Regions from separate parts of the Homo sapiens genome. Here region 2 is linked to region 1. The links are chromatin loops, found by intact Hi-C in ENCODE. Cell type or tissue: gastrocnemius medialis. All regions are shown on one strand. Each heading gives the region's core, and the rest is flanking DNA. Links, peaks and the distances in the headings are about the cores only.

The links. A loop is a pair of places that touch in the nucleus more often than their neighbours do. Peaks named below come from ENCODE experiments on the same cell type or tissue, not always from the same donor. Only the 100,000 strongest peaks of a DNase experiment are listed, where the experiment ranks them.
Region 2: a loop joins it to region 1, with 3 times the contacts of the local background. A loop is called at or near these places in 2 of 110 quality-filtered maps.

The regions. Positions count from the first base shown.
Region 1 is chr15:86,874,426-86,882,766 of GRCh38, reverse strand. The region is part of intron 22 of AGBL1 (AGBL carboxypeptidase 1); the gene reads right to left. Among named protein-coding and RNA genes, the nearest start is that of AGBL1-AS1, 560 kb to the right of the region's middle. In gastrocnemius medialis, for the core only: a CTCF peak has its summit at 5,190; a DNase peak (open chromatin) is centred at 2,953.
Region 2 is chr15:86,797,653-86,805,993 of GRCh38, reverse strand. All of the region lies in intron 22 of AGBL1 (AGBL carboxypeptidase 1), which reads right to left. Among named protein-coding and RNA genes, the nearest start is that of AGBL1-AS1, 480 kb to the right of the region's middle. In gastrocnemius medialis, for the core only: no CTCF peak of the experiment used is centred there; a DNase peak (open chromatin) is centred at 3,543; H3K27ac peaks cover 362 bases.

The sequences.
Region 1 (8,341 bases), core at 264-8,263:
TCCAGTGAGTTGTCGTTTAGTTACAGAGTATCAGAAAGGGTCCAGACAAGACTGATCCAAACAGAGTTGGCCTTGAATTGATCCAGAAAAATAATGCCAACTCAACTCCATGGAGAACTTAGTAGGTGCAAATAACCCTACAGACCATTTTATATGCACTTTTACTTTAATTTTCAGACAAGCCCAGTTGGTTAACTATTATTAATATATCTAAATTTTATATGAAAAACAGTGAAGCTTAAAAAGGTGAGTGATTTATCTAAGGTCACTCAACTCAAAATTAGTAGTGTCAGAACCAACTCAGATTTGGCAGACAATTTTTTACTGGGAGAAATGGTGTAGTGACTTCAGAAAGGATAGAATTCAATTGATATTACAAAGAGGCATAAAATGTGTACATAGAGATGTTTTATTATTTGATTTGAACATCGCATTTCAGAGGTAAATATCTGATCTTCACTGTTGGTTACCCAGCAAATGACATCGATGGGACGTGAGATTTTGGATACCACCCCACTTATTTAATTCTGAGGAAGTGATTAGGAAACAAAGTACAGCAAGTTCTTCTCAAAAAACCATTGTCATGAGAGGCCAACACAGACTCGAGAACTAGGTAGCCGTGTCATGGTGACCTGTGTTAGACCGCGAATTTTTGCAGGTCAAGAGAGGTTGGATACGGGCAATTTCATAGTTTCCCATTTAATGCAAGTAGATCTTCTTACTGAAAGGTAACCGATATGGTTTGCATTTGTGTCCCCACCAAATCTCATGTTCAGTTATAATCCCCAGTGTTGGAGGTGGGCGCTGGTGGGAGGCGATTGGATCGTGGGGACAGTTTCTCATGGTTTACCACCATCCCCTTTTGGTACTACCTAGTGAGTGAGTTCTCATGAGATCTGTTTATTTAAAAGTATGTAAGCCTAGCCCACATGGCAAAACTCCATCTCTACTAAAAATACAAAAATTAGTCGGGCGTGGTGGCACACAGCTGTAATCCCAGCTACTTGGGAGGCTGAGGCAGGAGAATTGCTTAAAACCCGGGAGGCGGAGGTTGCAGTGAGCTGAGAGCACCCCACTGCACTCCAGCCTGCGTGACACAGTGAGACCCTATCTTAAATAAATAAATAAATAGCACTACCCCCTCTGCCATCTTCCTCCTCCCCTGGCCATGTAAAGGTATTTCTTTATACCAGTACAAGACAGAGTAATACAGTAACCTCGGCAAGGTGTACAGAATGAAATAAGGGAAATGGAAAAAGAAACCAAGCTAGCAATTTTGTGGTGACACAGGCAAGGAGGAATGACTGTTTTCATAAAAGCAGCTTTACAAAGAGAGATTGAGTAGGTTCCTGAATCATTTCCAAACTAAAATGACAGATTACCAAGTGGACATGAGAGGCGAGAACGTGAGAATCACCAGGAGGATGTGGAGGTTTGCAGTAAAAGACACTGAGAGCATTCCACGAGGTTTCTTCCGATGTCAAGAATTTTGAAAAAAGAAAAGTTTCTTCAGATTTCTATAGACTTTATTCTATATGCCAGAATTGGGTCCATGCTAATTCAAAAAATTGCATTTCTGTCTTAAAAACAAATGCTCAAAAAACAAGTGACAAAACCTAGACTCCCCATGTTGCAAAATGGAACTTAGCATGTCTGGTGAGGAAGGAGGTGAGATGAGAACTGCCCGCCATGCACACTAACTGTCCCCCATCCCATCAGTGTGGGGTGCAGTTCCACCGCTCTGCAGACACTGAGCTAGCACTTACCAGGAGGCAGGCTCAGGGCTGGGTGTGCACCTGAAGAACACACAGACGCCCCCTCCCCTGGCCCTCCTAGGAGAGGAGGCGGTCAGTTCAATGGGAATCTACAGTAAGAACCACGGAGGCTGTAACAGGGAAGTAAAGGCCAAGGCTGCAGGAGAAGAGTAAAGGGTTCTTATCTTGTGTGTTTTGATGTCCCTATACACACACACACGTGCACACACACACAGAGGCATATACACACATGTACACCCACATACATATGCACACACACCCATACCCAGCAACACATATACAAATGCAGAAATGCACACATGTACACACTCACATCCACACCCACTCACATCCACACACATGCATACACACATGCACACAATTCACATCTGCATGTGCACATGTATATGCACACATAGTCACTGCCACATACACATACCACCCCCGTGCATACATAGACACACAGGAAAAACCCCAAGCTCACTCCTCACTGGGAACCCTCTCACTACTATTGAGACTCAAAGAACGTTTTCTTTTCTGTCAGCCTTCCTTGGCCCTCCTGACATAAGCAATTGTTCCTAAACTTCTCCATCCCCTGCTCCATGCCTGAGATGTTTACAAGTTTGCTCCCTGTTTCCCCTTTAATCCTGATTATTTTATTAAGAGTTATGAATAGCATTTCACATGAATGGCAGCTCCCAGTGAAGGGTCTGCAACTCTGAGGCTATGAGTCCTCTAAATGAGTGAATTTCTTACTTTATCACTGACATAATTTTATAGTGTGATTTTCAAATGCATTTAGGTCAAGGAAAGCCTTTATTGGTACCTAAAGCTGAGATTCAGCAAGCTCGGAGATTCCATTGTCTGATGATAGTGAAAAGAAAACAAGAAAAGAAAAATGTAAATGTCGGCTCTGGATTTCTTCTCTGACAGGCACTGTTGCTGAGGAACGCTCTAGTGATCCATCACTTAACAGGACTCCACTAGTCTCAGGCCAAGGTTAACACATTGCTTCTCTTTCCTTTTTAAGCATCTCCTGCATCTGCTATTTGCTTTCCGTTACCAGAACTCCCAGATTTTTGCCCAAGGAAACTGAAGTTTCTCTTGGTGGTGGAATGACAAGAAGACATGGTCCCATGGGTATTCTGGCAACATCCCCTATGGTGGCAAAAGATGATGTGGCTGCTGCCCAGAGCCCTGGCACGAAGCCTGTGGCCACCTCTGACAAACACCCACAAACATGCAGCGGAGCTAAATAAAGAGCCGTTTCGTGAGCATCCCTGGCAGAGATGAGCAACACTTTCTCTGCCTCCTCAGAAAACAGTTTTCTGGAACATCAAGCCAAAGGAAAGGTGTAATTTATTGTGGGGATTGCATATTACATAATTAGTTTTTGGGAGTTCCTTCGGTAATTACAATCTGTAACATTTGTAATTGATTTGGTCAGATTAAAAATGGATGTGTTGGTGCATCTGTGAAACTAGCAAGAGGGCAAGGAGGAGTGGGAGGGGGAAATGTCTCACTGAAGGAGACCAAGAGCAACCTGGACTCAGGCCAAGCCCCAGATGACACCATTTCTGGAGCCAAAAGCACAGCAGGCCTCTAAGATGCACACTCAGCAGGTAAGTTCTTTCCCAAAAAAAGACCATGTGGGGAGGCCCAACATCCCCTGAGCAGCTCTTTATAACCATCAGAGGAGCTGCTGCCCCAGGGGCTTGTGAAGTCAGACACTTACCTTAGCCCTGCGTTGACCTGGGTCTGTCAACTAGATTGGCATAAATGAAAATTAGTCATTTTGCAAAACAGGAGGAAGGAGTCCTTCTCTTGAAGAGATGAGGGCCAAAGAGAGGATGAATGGGGCAAGAGTGCAGAAAGGAAGCTGCCACCTGCCAGACATCCTCTTGGGTGGAACACCTCTGACCCGAGCCCTATGAAAAGACTTCTGCCTTCTGGGACCTTCACCAAAAGGCTTTCGCCCCCTCTTGGTCTGACTCATGCTCCTGCCAGGGCTCCTTTGTTCTCCTGTCACAACCAGGTGTGCTGTGAACTGGAACAGCAGCTCTCTCTTCAGGCGGGGACCAGCTGCTGAAGGTTCCTGGACTCAGAGAATCCCATCCCAGTGGCTGTTCCTCCAACACTGAGAGCTCCAAACAGAGAGGAGGAGCTGCTCCTGAAACACAGCTGCTGTGGAGGTTATGGGAGGAAGACCAGGCATTCAGGAAAAGGAGTAAAATGTCCCAGTTGAGCAGGCTGATTAGCTAACATTGAACGAGCACCTACTGCCTATAAAGCATTGCAGAAAACTACAAACTCTCAGAAACAGAGCCTTAAGGAAGTCCAGTAGAGGACAGATCTGGGTGCAGATGATTACATTACAATGTGGTGGGCAAGTGCTTTACAAGAAAAACAGAAAGAGATTGAAGATATAGAAGAGAGAAACAAAGAAAGGAGCAGAGAAAGAAAAGCGAAGGAGAAAGGAGGAAAATAGAAGTACCGAGGAGCACCCGCACTGGGCCATGAACAAGAAGCTTGATGGATAGGAGGGATGGCCTTGTGGAGAAAAGAGTATTTTTCTCCAGAACAGGTGTCAGCCAACTACATTCTGCAACATAAATCTGGCCCACTGCCTGTTTTTGTAAACAAAGGTTTTGTTTTGGAATGCAGCCATGCCCATTGTATTGTCTGTGGCTGCCTTTGTGCTACAAGGGCAGAGTTGAATGATAGCAAGACAGACCCTATGACTTGCAAAGATTAAAATATTTACTACTCTTTGCAGAAGAACTTTGTCAAGCCCAGCCCAGGAACAAAACCCTAATCACAAAATCATACTGCATGCATAAAAGCATGTCTTCATTCTGTCTCCAGAGTCTCATGACACAAAAGCAAACACAGGATCTGCTTTTGTGGGTGGCATCGCTGAGCTACTAAACTCCATGTGGAAATCAGTCCCTCTTGGAGGTATTTTCTGTTCCAGAACAGACGCAGTTTACACTTTCCAGTGTTCTTTGTTTTTCCTCAACATCAACATGAGGTGGATGTGGAGGCTGGGTTATCCATGATGGGGGTAACTCCGTTTTAAAACACAGACATGTGTCATTAGAAATGTCACCATTTTTAGCTTTGACCTTAGGGAGAAAGAAGAATGTGAGAAGAGAGAAGAAGGTTGGTAAACACACTTCATGAGATGGGGAGGTCACGGTATCTTGGAAAAAAATGCAATTTAAATAATCCAAAGGAGTGTCCGGAGAGAAGCTGTTAAATTATGGAGCAGTAAGTGTCCCTTGGGCTTCTTTGTCTGGATGTGTTTCTAATCACTGATGGTTACAAGATATAGATAAATCTCATTGTCTCCCAGGGTCAGAGGGTGAGCCTGCTTACAGTGGATGGCAAAGTTCTAACTGGACTTGGAGATGCCTAGTGTGTTTCCTTCCTGTAGGGGAGGCTCATGCTTCATTACCTTCTACTTATCCCTTCCCCAGCGGTAACAGGAAGGAGAGATTCCAAGTATCCTTTGACAAGAAAGTCTGTCCTAAGAGGTCAACTGAGTTCATCCTCTCATCTCCAAGAACACAACTTAATATCCTCCAGAAGAGATGGTTATCTGCCCAATCTCTTCTGCATGGAAGAGCATGCCGGCCAAGACTAGTGACACACTGTTTAGCAATCCCTTCAGTTTGGTGCTATCCACTTAGAAAATGGGGCAGGGCTGGGCACCTGTCATACTCTTTCCATCCAGGTTGGGGTACTATGACTCAGGTTTTCTTAGTAAGTCCATTGTTGAGTGGCAGCCAGGATGCCTGCAGAAGAATGAGCTAGACAAGATCTCAGTGAGCACAGGAAGAGTGGGCAGGGATTGGTTATGGGGCTTTTATGCATTTGAACAGAGAAAGGTTGGAATTTGATAATTGACCCATATACCCTATCTTATATGGATCTGAGAAGAGAGCTCATTAAGTGCAGTGAGTGAGATGAGTGGGCAGAATTGATCTCTGAATGCTTTTTCCTAGACCAGGAATGGGAAAATAATAATAATGACAATACGGATTGTATTGCTATTGTTATTTTTATTATTGTGCCACGCATAATGCTGCAGGATTAGCATGCATCCATTCATTCAAACCTTTCAACAACCCTAGAGATAGGTATCATTATTCCATTTTAGAAATGAGGAAACCAGGACTTAGGGAGCCCAAAGTACACGTGCTCAGCCAACTACATTCTGCAAGGCAAATCTGGCCCACTGCCTGTTTTTGTAAATATATATTTTCTTGTTTTGGAATGCAGCCATACCCAGTGTTCATGTATTGTCTGTGGCTGCTTTTGTGCTACAAGGGCAGAGTTGAATGATAGCAAGACAGAGCCTATGGCCTACAAAGCTAAAAATACTTACTACTCTTTGCAGAATAACTTTGCCAAGCCCAGCTCCAGAAGAAAACCATAATCAGGCTGGTCAGCCACAGACTAATCTCCCTCTGACCCAGAACTCATGGCAACCAATCCCAAGAGGAACTTGTTCCCGCAGGAGAGGGAGTTCCTGAGGAGTCAGTTTTCTTTTATCAGCAGCATCTAGTCTGAACATCTCGGGGAGTCAGCAGCAGTATCACCTCCAGTCCCCTGGCTCCCAATTCTGAATGCCCTCCATCGGTGCAGCTTTCCCTCCACCTGGCCTCTGGTTTCTAAGGCCCTCTCTATTCATCTGTCTGGAGTCCTGCCCCGAAGCACAGACCAGGTTACTGGGTTGTGACCTTCCCATTCAACCCCCGCCTTCCCTTGTGTTTGAGACTCTCATTGTTCTCATCTGCTTAGAAGGGCCTCCTGGGCTGGGGTTTCAGAGTCCTTGGTATACAGGATGGCAGCTATGTAGAAACTGAATTTAAATGTTCCACCCTACAATATTTTGAGCATAAATGTTGGCCTCGATCAAACTTGAGGTGGCTACATTCTCTTATTCTTAGTGACAAAAGGACCCCAGCATTTATGACAAATGAAATTCTGCCACCTGCCTGACAAAGCTGTTTGGATGTTTTATGAGTCAAGGGATCACTTTGTTTCCTTCTTTACCAAGTACCTGCTAGTCCATATGGATTACCTGATGCTTGAGGATTGATCAATGCAGAGGAAGTCTGGTCTCACATTGAGGTGAGGTGGTATCTCAGCCTTAGACCCCTAGTCTAGCTTTCATTGATCTCTATCCCATTCTTAATGGTTAATTTTCACAGATCTCTACCCCATTCGTAATGGTTAACTTTCATTGATCTCTACCCCATTCTCAATGGTAATAGGAGCCCCTTTGTAATCTGTATCTTTAATCCAGCCTTTGAACATGGAGGCCAGAAAGTTGGAGGAAAGCCAGGGGTTCAATATCCTATGCAAACATTAATTTCTTTCCTATGGAAAACAATCTATGTGTCAGTGCTGTGCTAACATTGTATCTTTAATATTATGGCTATAGCTGTAGGCCAGTAAGCATTAATAAAACAGACCTACTTGAACAGATGCAAGTCAGACACTGAAGAGAAAGTTATGAGGCTCAACGCTGATCCCAACCGCTCACTCATCTGTTCCTCTTCTATGGAATCTTCTAGTAAAAAGTTTTTTAAAAAAAATCCAATTACACTGCAGCAAGGAATATGCTGTGTGTCTAAGGGAAACTGGTACATTTGTCAACCACGTTCTGGATAGTAAGATGTGATCTGGCTCTGGGCTTGTCCCAGGTAGCAGACACATTTGTAAGACCTAGATCTTATTTATGGTGACAGTGGCAGAGCATGATGAAGTGCCTGCCCTGAGCAGGGTGTGGGGGGCCTAAGATGGATTTCACCCTTTTATTGTTATTAAAAGATTCTTAGCATTTACAGGGAAGAGAAATTGTGACACGTTTTCTCTGGGGGTCATGAACAAAGCATCTAAGAAAAACAAGTTATATTTTTTTCTGTTCTGTATTTTTTAGCTCCTCTAAACCCATGGTCCTGGTTATGATCTCTTTGTTTTCTGAACTGCAAAACAATTAATAGTCAGTTTGTCACTTGTCAGGTCCCTAAGGGCACACCTTAGGGAGTGCCCAGAAAAGTTATGAGGTTGGAGGTCATGCCGGGAGACCTTCTACAGTGGCATTTTTGAACTGTTGGACTGCTACCAATTAGTGTGTCCTAAAATCCTATTTTTAAAAGTAATAGGATTAAAGGAATAGAAAGTAGCATATGTCTGGTTCATATGTGTTGTGCTCTTTATATATACTGGGCCACTGCATAAAAAGTACTCATAATATGGGGTTACATTTAAAAGTATTTGAGAAATTCTGTTCTAAAGGTTAATCCCAGGTCAGTGAGGGGAACAAAGAATGTCCCCATTTCTTCTTCCTCCTGTGCCTTACTCCACATAGAGGGATTTTCCTAACTCTGGATCATCTGGTGCTCAACTAGCAGCTGTTATTTCCCAGGTGCTGTGGCAGGGGCTCAGGTACCCACTCTGGTACTCCTTCAATAAGAACCAGGGCCTTTGCTCAAACTAGAAGGGAGCCAGAGTGGGTGAGGCTCTCAACAGTGTAATGGGGAGAAACGAACATAATTTAGTATTTATTATGCATA
Region 2 (8,341 bases), core at 58-8,057, 77 kb after region 1:
GGGAAAGAGCCCCTGAAATCAGCATAGACCCCATTAGTATTTTCTGGAGTTTGTGCTGTTACAGAGCTCTAACTGTAGTGTTGTAGACTGTTTTGGTTTTCCCTGCTTCTATTGGGTCTGTCACAAACTGATTAGGACTTATTCATAGTACGAGTTGACTTTTGGGGATTGCAACTGGGTAGTAAATGGTTGAGTGTGTTGTAGTTGGTTGTAGAAAGACTGTCAATGCCTATCCTGTATATTTGGGGCAAAATTAGCATTTTATTTTGGAAAAAAATACTTTTTACACATGAAACATCATGAAAATAAGCATTTCAGAGAACAGTGAGAAAATCAACGAGCATGTCCCACCAACCCCAAGGGGCTATGTTAAGTCCACACATCTTCAGAATAGCTAAAAATCATTCCAAACAATTCGTAATCTTGTACACTCTGAGATATGTTTCTAACCCTCTTCCTATTGTGCACATGTCTACAGCACAGAGCCCTACACATTTTTATTAGCTCCCTTGTTGGAAGGCTCAGCAGAGAGGGCTAGATGCTGAGTGGTTGGCAGTACTGAGGAACTCTCATCTCACACCAAGTGGCAGTGTTGGGCAGCGGGCAGAGTGGGCAGAGGAACAAGGCTCTTGCAGAAAGTCTTGTGGCGTGCTGGAACAATTCACAGAGGAGACTTTTGCACCACTCTTGCTCAGTTAAGTCACTATATGTGTGTTAATAAAAAACTTCGGCCTCTAGGGTCTATTTGTCTGATGCTCCTTACAGACAAAATTTATTTTGAGCAATAGGAAAAAAAAAAAGAAAAAACCCTCTTTTCTCCTTCTTGAAAAAATAATGGATTGATATAATTTGTCATTGGCCCATGGGTGAGACAGCTCTGCTCAGCTAACCAATTATCTCCTGGGGCCAGAAAAGACCACTTGAGTCCTTTGCAATTATTTTATCCAATATGCACTAGAAACTTGGCACTGGGAGTCCTTCAGCCTTTCCCACGGGACCCTGCTCACTCCCCGATGGCTCTGTCTAAACAGCATCTCCCTTATTGGCTAATCTAAACTTTTCCTACCTTAGCTTTGAGCTCTTGGTTTATATTCCATGGTTTCTGGCCACCGATGCTTCTTTTCTTTGTGGAAAGTGAGTTTGGAAAATAATTCTTCCAAAGAAACTTTGGTATTTAGACATTAAAATCCTCTGTGGCTTTCCTTCTATGCAGACATAAAAACTCAGGGCCTCACACTCCACCTACTGCTTCATATAGCCTTTCCCATCCCTCATTATACCTTCCCCAAGAATAGTGATATAGCTATTTCTGTGCAAGAAAAAACAGTATGACCCAGGTTTTTGAGGTGTGTCTTGGGCCAGAGCCAAGAGAACTGGCATTGCTTAGTTTAGGATCACATTAAATTGCAATCAAGACACATGCGTAGCATTCATATTTGGCTTCGCTTCCTTCCATTTTGCATTTTTCCTGAGGCCAGATTTGTTGTTGTTATTATTTTTGATTTGGGTTTTTTTGTTGTGTTTCTGCCTCCACCATTGGCTTGAAACAGAGAACCAGCTAAGGAGAAAATATGGTGAATTAGAAACACTTCAGAAAGTTCTGTATTGAGTTCTGATTCTGTCATTAACCAGCTGTATGTTTAAGAACCCAAATTTCTCAACAGTCAGTAATACTACTCACCTGAAGCCTTTTCTAATGACAATTAACCTGAGATATGTCAAAAGCTTGTCAGAGAACATGCACTTAACAGATGGAAGTCTCCTTCCCCCTTTCTCAGATTCACGAATGTTTAAATGAATTCCAATGAAATTTATGGTGCTTCTTCCCACTCCTTTCATATTTACTCTTAATGTTAAATACTAAAGGGCTGGAATTTCTGTCACTTCCCATGATCCCTTTGTCTTCTAGCCTGTACTTGGCTTTCTTAGGGGTTGGTTTTTTTCATGTCTCTTTTCCTGAAATCTACTCACCAAACCATTGGATAACAGACTTGTTATAAGCACTAGTCCATATTGTCTTTCCCTATGCCAAGGTTAATTAGCTACACCACTACTGATACAATGAGCCAAGTAATTCTTTATTGCGAGGGGCTGACCTGTGAATTGTAGGATCTTCAGCAGCATCTCTGATCTCTACCCAACAGATACCAGAAGCATCCTCCACCCCTGCCCCAAGTTGTGACAACCCAAAATGTTCCCAGACATTGTCAAATGTCTCTTACACACCACAGTCAGTCCTGGTTGAGGACCACTGCACTATATCTTTCCCAGTCTCTTTCCTTCAAGACTTTTAGGATGAATTTTGTCCTTACCAAGAAGCAACAGCAATATTGCCACACCATTTAGGAGATTCCAAATCACCATAAGATTAGGTACAACTCAAGGAGAGATGCAAATAACCTGATATAATTTAAATGGATCACTCATGAGATGCCAGAGTTGACTCTTACCGTTTCTGAAACGAGGCAGGATAAATACTAATTGATATACATATTAGTGTTTGTACTAGTCTGTTTTCACACTGCTATAAAGAAATAACTAAGACTGGGTAATTTATAAAGGGAAGAGGTTTAATTGACTCACACTTCCACATGGCTGGGGAGGCCTCAGGGAAACTTACAATCATGGCAGAAGGTGAAGGGGAAGCAAGGACTTTCTTCACATGGCAGAAGGAGAGAGAAGAGCATGAGCAAGGGAAATGCCAGATGCTTGTAAAACCATCAGATCTCATGAGAACTCACTCCTATCACAAGAACAGCACGGGAGAAACAACCCCCATGATCCAATCACCTCCCTCCCTTGACACATGAGGATTAGAATTCAAGATAAGATTTCAGCGGAGACACAGAGCCAAAACATGTCAGTGCTATACATGATGCTCCTTATGAAACAAATCTAAATTCTTCACCATACTATGGCCCCTCATTTGGATGCTGTTTCCAACAAGGTAAATACAAAAGAACCCTCACTTCCTTAGGAAAATTTCTCTGATTTTTGGAGTAATGGTTAATAGCAGTCCAAATAATGGGTCACACATAGTGATTTGCTTCTTACCTATCTTACGTCATGAAAAGCTTATGACAGTTCTATACTGAGTGTCTTATTATCTTCCTTTTGTAGATAAAGAAATTGGAGCAAAGAAAGGTTAAGGGACAATTGCAACGTAAAGTAATTAGTGGATGACTGAGGTTCAGTTTAAATGCAGGTCTGTCTGACCACAAATACTTATAGCTCACCTTTACCTCACCTTTATGTTCAGTAGCTCCATGAATTGCATTTATAGCACAATATTGAGATTTCATGTTTGTTTGTGTGTCCCTCAATTACTAGACTGTGAGGTCAGAAACAATGATATGCATATTCCCAGCTTCCCCTTAGATATAGAATCTGAATCTCGATGTGTTTTTACGTGTTAACATATTTACTACATTACATATTAAGTATATGCTAGACTAAAAATAAAGAGGGTAGAATTATATTACCGCATTGGGCTCTCCAGCATTGCAACATGGTTCTACTTTGTGATTTGAGGAACAGGTGCATGGTGGAACTTGAACATTTGTCCACTGGAAATGAATCAGGTAAGAAATATTTGAGTCCCTTGCAAGTGCCAGGCTCTGTGATAGGAACTGGGGTTACAATGGTGAATCAGGTAGACATATTCCCTGCCATCAAGAATACTACAATGCAATTACTGAAAACTGAAAAAAAAAATGAAAACCTCATTAGAAAGCATCTGGCTCATTTGAAAATGGGAATAATAATATAAAGTCTAAAAAAATATAATTCAAAGTTGAGAGCTGATGAGTCAAACTTGAAAAATAAAATGCTGCCCACTGTTTCTGTATATGGAATCATTCAGTGAGACTCATAAACTTAGTCTCCCTGTATAGCCACAAAAAGAACTCGGCAAATTTAAATCCCTAACTATCATCAAAAATGTTTTCAAGATTTATTCCCACCATCTAGGGAGCTGTTTAGTCTCCAAAGGATATAAAGTTTAATTCTTCCCAAGTATAATAGCATCCATAAGTTGTTGTCAGGGCTTGATCATTTCTCATCTTTAGCATAAACTGACCAGATTCTGACTCCCATTCCCTTTAAGTCTCTGAGAGCTCCAGGTTCCTCTGCAGCTCTCTCCAGAGGGCACATGTAATAACCACAGCAATGATCTTTTCTATTTACTAGTACTTGCTTTTCTCCCAGGGCATTCCAACTGGTTTAATAATAACTCCACCAAATCTTCATGTAAAATGTACTGGTAGCATCTAAATCTGTACCATGATGGAGAGATCTCCATGTTAAAGTTAAAAAGAATCTAGATATAGTTATCTCTATGTTGAAGGTTAAACAGATCTAGATAGATAAGTTATAGAGATACACACAGATACAGACAGATATATGCCAAGAGACGTTCTTGGGAATGTAGTATCTTCCTTTATGAGACTTCATTGAAGTAGGTAATATCCCACAAACGGAAATAAAGTGTGATGTAACATGAGTGAGAACCAGGGTCCATGGGCAGGTAAAATATTAATAAACTAGAAGTCTCTCATCATGAAGCAACACAGTAAGTAGCAGGCACAGAAGAGAATGGGATGAGTAAGTTTCTGAGGGGCTTTTAAGAAGGCTTTAATATAGATAGATAGATAGATAGATAGATAGATAGATAGATAGATAGATGTAATCATCAACAGTTATAAGCCAAGAAAAAACATGCATATTCTCTTTTCTGCTTCTCCCCAACATTTGCCAAGAAAGAGTTTTACTCCCTGATAGAATTCAGAAGAAAAACTTAAAAGAACTAAAGGAACCATGATGGTTGCTACTACAGGAAAAGGCAACGTTTGAAGCTGTAAGATGGTGAATGTAAGGATCATTTTGAGGATGGGCCATAAAAAAGTGTTATACATGTAAGTTCGAGTTTTTTTGTCTGAAGGCAAAGATGTGCTAAGAAGAGACACCTATTTCAAACTCAACGACCTTTTGTTGGAGAAATTTGCTTTAAAAAAAAGTTTCCTAACACTAATCTTTAGTTGATATTTCATGCATCTCACCCCTTAAAATGTCACCTTCTCTATAACCTAACTCAGCAACTGCTGCTTCTGATAACAAGTCATTGTCTTCAATCAGATAGCTTAGTTCTCTTTTTTGGGCCAGTCTCCATTTCTTTATTCTCTATTTCTACCTTTGTAAGTGACCTTCTTTTCTTCAGGTAGGAAATATTAAAGCAAATATTTTCAAACAGGATATACAGCATCCCAAAACTGTTCTGCAATGAACTTGCCAGGTGGTGGTTGCTTGCTAGCATATGGCTCATGCTTGAACTTAGCACTGCTTGCCATATTTAATTTTTAAATTATGTCTTACTTTTAAAAATCTCCTGAAAACATAAGGGCCAGTTTTCTAAGCCAAATTTGTAAACCAGTTATGCAAAGTGAGAAAGGTACTTGGAAATAAATTAGGGAAAGTGTAGAACACCAAATAGACTTATGGAAGAAGGATTCCTAGGTTCCATATTTCTGGATTCCTTCTGTCCTAGAATCTCTTTAAAGGAAATTCTGGGCCTTTTTTCTCACTTGTCTTCTAAGATGTACTATTTGCAAGGATATGGAAAGGAGAAAAAACACAAATACAAAAACACAAATACAAAACTATCCTAATATAAATTAGTCAACTCATAATTCTCTTTACATGGCTTCAAACATTTTATAGTTTTGTGGCATGGTTTTGCAAACTACAGCTCATAAATATGTCCCAAAATAATATGTATAAATATGATGTGTTGGTTAATTGCCAGGATCTACGACAAAAAAAATAATATCCTATCAAATGATCTGGTTCTAATTATTTCATGGTGGTGCAGGTGTTTTTTGCTAAAGGGAAAGTGGCCATTACTTATTAGTAAACAAGCATGATATTGGCTGCTGTAAGATGAAAAATGAGAATAATGAAAAATAATGAAAAACCACTTGACGCTCTCAAAAGGGACTTGCTATTTTGAGAAGCCCGGGTTCCAGAATGTATTAAGCTGCATTTTATACCTGGGTAATTATATGGATATTTTTCAGTTCTTCGCTGGAGCCTTAATTTTCCAATCTAAACACTGCCAGTTACATGGTAATTAATCTTTGAACTTTTTGATGACTTCAAGTATTATTAAGCAGTAACTTGCAGAACCATTTCATTACAAGGTAATGATTAGTTTTATATGCAATTCCCTAGAACTTTTCAGCTAACAATTTCAAAATGGCTTGTGGAGTCAAATGAAGATGTAAGGGGGTTTTCTTTTTTTTGTCCAAAGTCAACAAAAAAATAGAAGTGAAATTCAAATTACTTATTCAATTTCTCCAACTTTCTGGAGATGCGGGAATCCTTAGAGCAAGAATTCTAGATTTTACATAATTCCGTCACAATATCAGATGCCATTTTTTAAATAAGATGAGCTACTCTGAAAATGAGTGAGAAGGAGTGTTAAGAAATAAATGTGGTATAGCCGTGCATTAATTATTCCCATGTAAAGAAGAGAATGTTACCTCTTGGCACTTGCTTAGTCTGGATTCATCTCTTAACACCCACCCTATTCGCCCACACCTTGCAAGGGCAATTTCTGTGTGCTCATGCATTTTTCAAGAAATCAAGGATAGATTTATTTAATGTTAGAGAAAAAAACTGCCTGAAGATTTCTGCCCACAACAAGTGGCCCTAGAAAATTACAGTTGCAGCACACCAGCATGGCACATGTATACATATGTAACTAACCTGCACATTGTGCACATGTACCCTAAAACTTAAAGTATAATAATAATAAAATAAAATAAAGTAAAATAAAATAAAATAAAATTACAATTGCATTCAGATACAAACAAAAGGAACCAGAGAGAACTGTCTTACTAGATAGGACTTTGAATCTGGAGTCTGATTCCTACCCAGACACTGAGCACTAATCAAATGCCCTGGTATTGAACGAAGGATATTCCCAAAAAGAATACTCACCTCAGGCAAATACATTTATTATTTTAATTTTCCTCAGAATGCCAAATGAAGACTGCCCAAGCAAACCAGCTTCTTCCCCAAATCTTTAAGTCAAAGTCTCCTCATTCAGGAGGTTCACTTCCAACAATAATAATCAAAAACGGACAAACGACAACAACAAAAACTCCACCACGAACAACTGAAGATTTTGTCTCCTGACTATGGTTTCTTCAGGCTCTCTAAATATATGGGACTCTGGGCTCCTCAACCTAGCAGATCTAGTTGCCGGTCCTGGATATCCAGACGTACTACCCAGCATGTATGTAGTATTAACAGGACAAGTTACTAAGTTTGTCTTCCTCCCAGTTTCCAAGAGGAAAGTTGAAATAAATAATATTTATCAAACATAGTTGTTAAAAAACAACTAAATAAATTATGCCAGGTAAAGTGTCTAGTTCATTGCTATTATAGAATAGTGGCTCATTCAATAGGTTACTAACCAATCTTAGTAACAAAGGAAAGCAGAGTCTTCTCAATTCAAATTTCTAAGAATGTCCAGGGATTGAGGGTACTCTTAACATAAAGAGATTCTTTTAATAATCCCATGTAATTTGTTTACATAATCCTTAAGATGCAGACATTATAGATTGATTCACCCAACCCTATCCCAACACCCTTGTAGTGTGTGTCCCAGCTCACTTAATGCTGGAGAGTTAAAGTCTAAATTTCCCAGACTCCTTAGTAGTCAGAGTTCCACAGGTAATCTGACTGTTACCAAGCCAACTCTGTCACTCGAGATTTTGAAGGCAAAGATAAATGTGGTGGAATCGGTTGTTTTTGTTGTTTTGTTCTGTTTTCCTGTAGATATTGAAACTGAATTTCTGTTCTATGGTCTGCAGTCTAATGGATACCAAGGGACTGCAGTGACAGCCTCAGGATTTCAATTGCAACATCTGTACCAAGTGGTCGGCCATTTCTCCTGGCTGCATTGCTTACAGCTGGGCAGGACCCAAGCTTTAGCTGCATGAACCTCCAAGACATTCTGTAACTAATTGCCCTTAATAAATTTCTTTCTGCTTAAACTAAAACCCTGACAAATACATTAGCAGAATACCATTTGACAAAAAGGTCATATCCAAGAAAAGAAGTAATTTTACCTCATATCAAACTTCTGATCTTATTCTAAGGCCTCCACCTCCAAGGGCTTCCTTCCCTTTGCAGGTTCTTCCAAGTCCTTCCCTTTCCATTTTGCTGATGGATCACCTCCCCACCACCCCTGCCCCATGCTTTAAATATGTTACAAAACTCTTAACTTGAAGGTCCTTGCCTCTTGAAATGCATTTCTACCTTTTTTTCCTGCAGACAC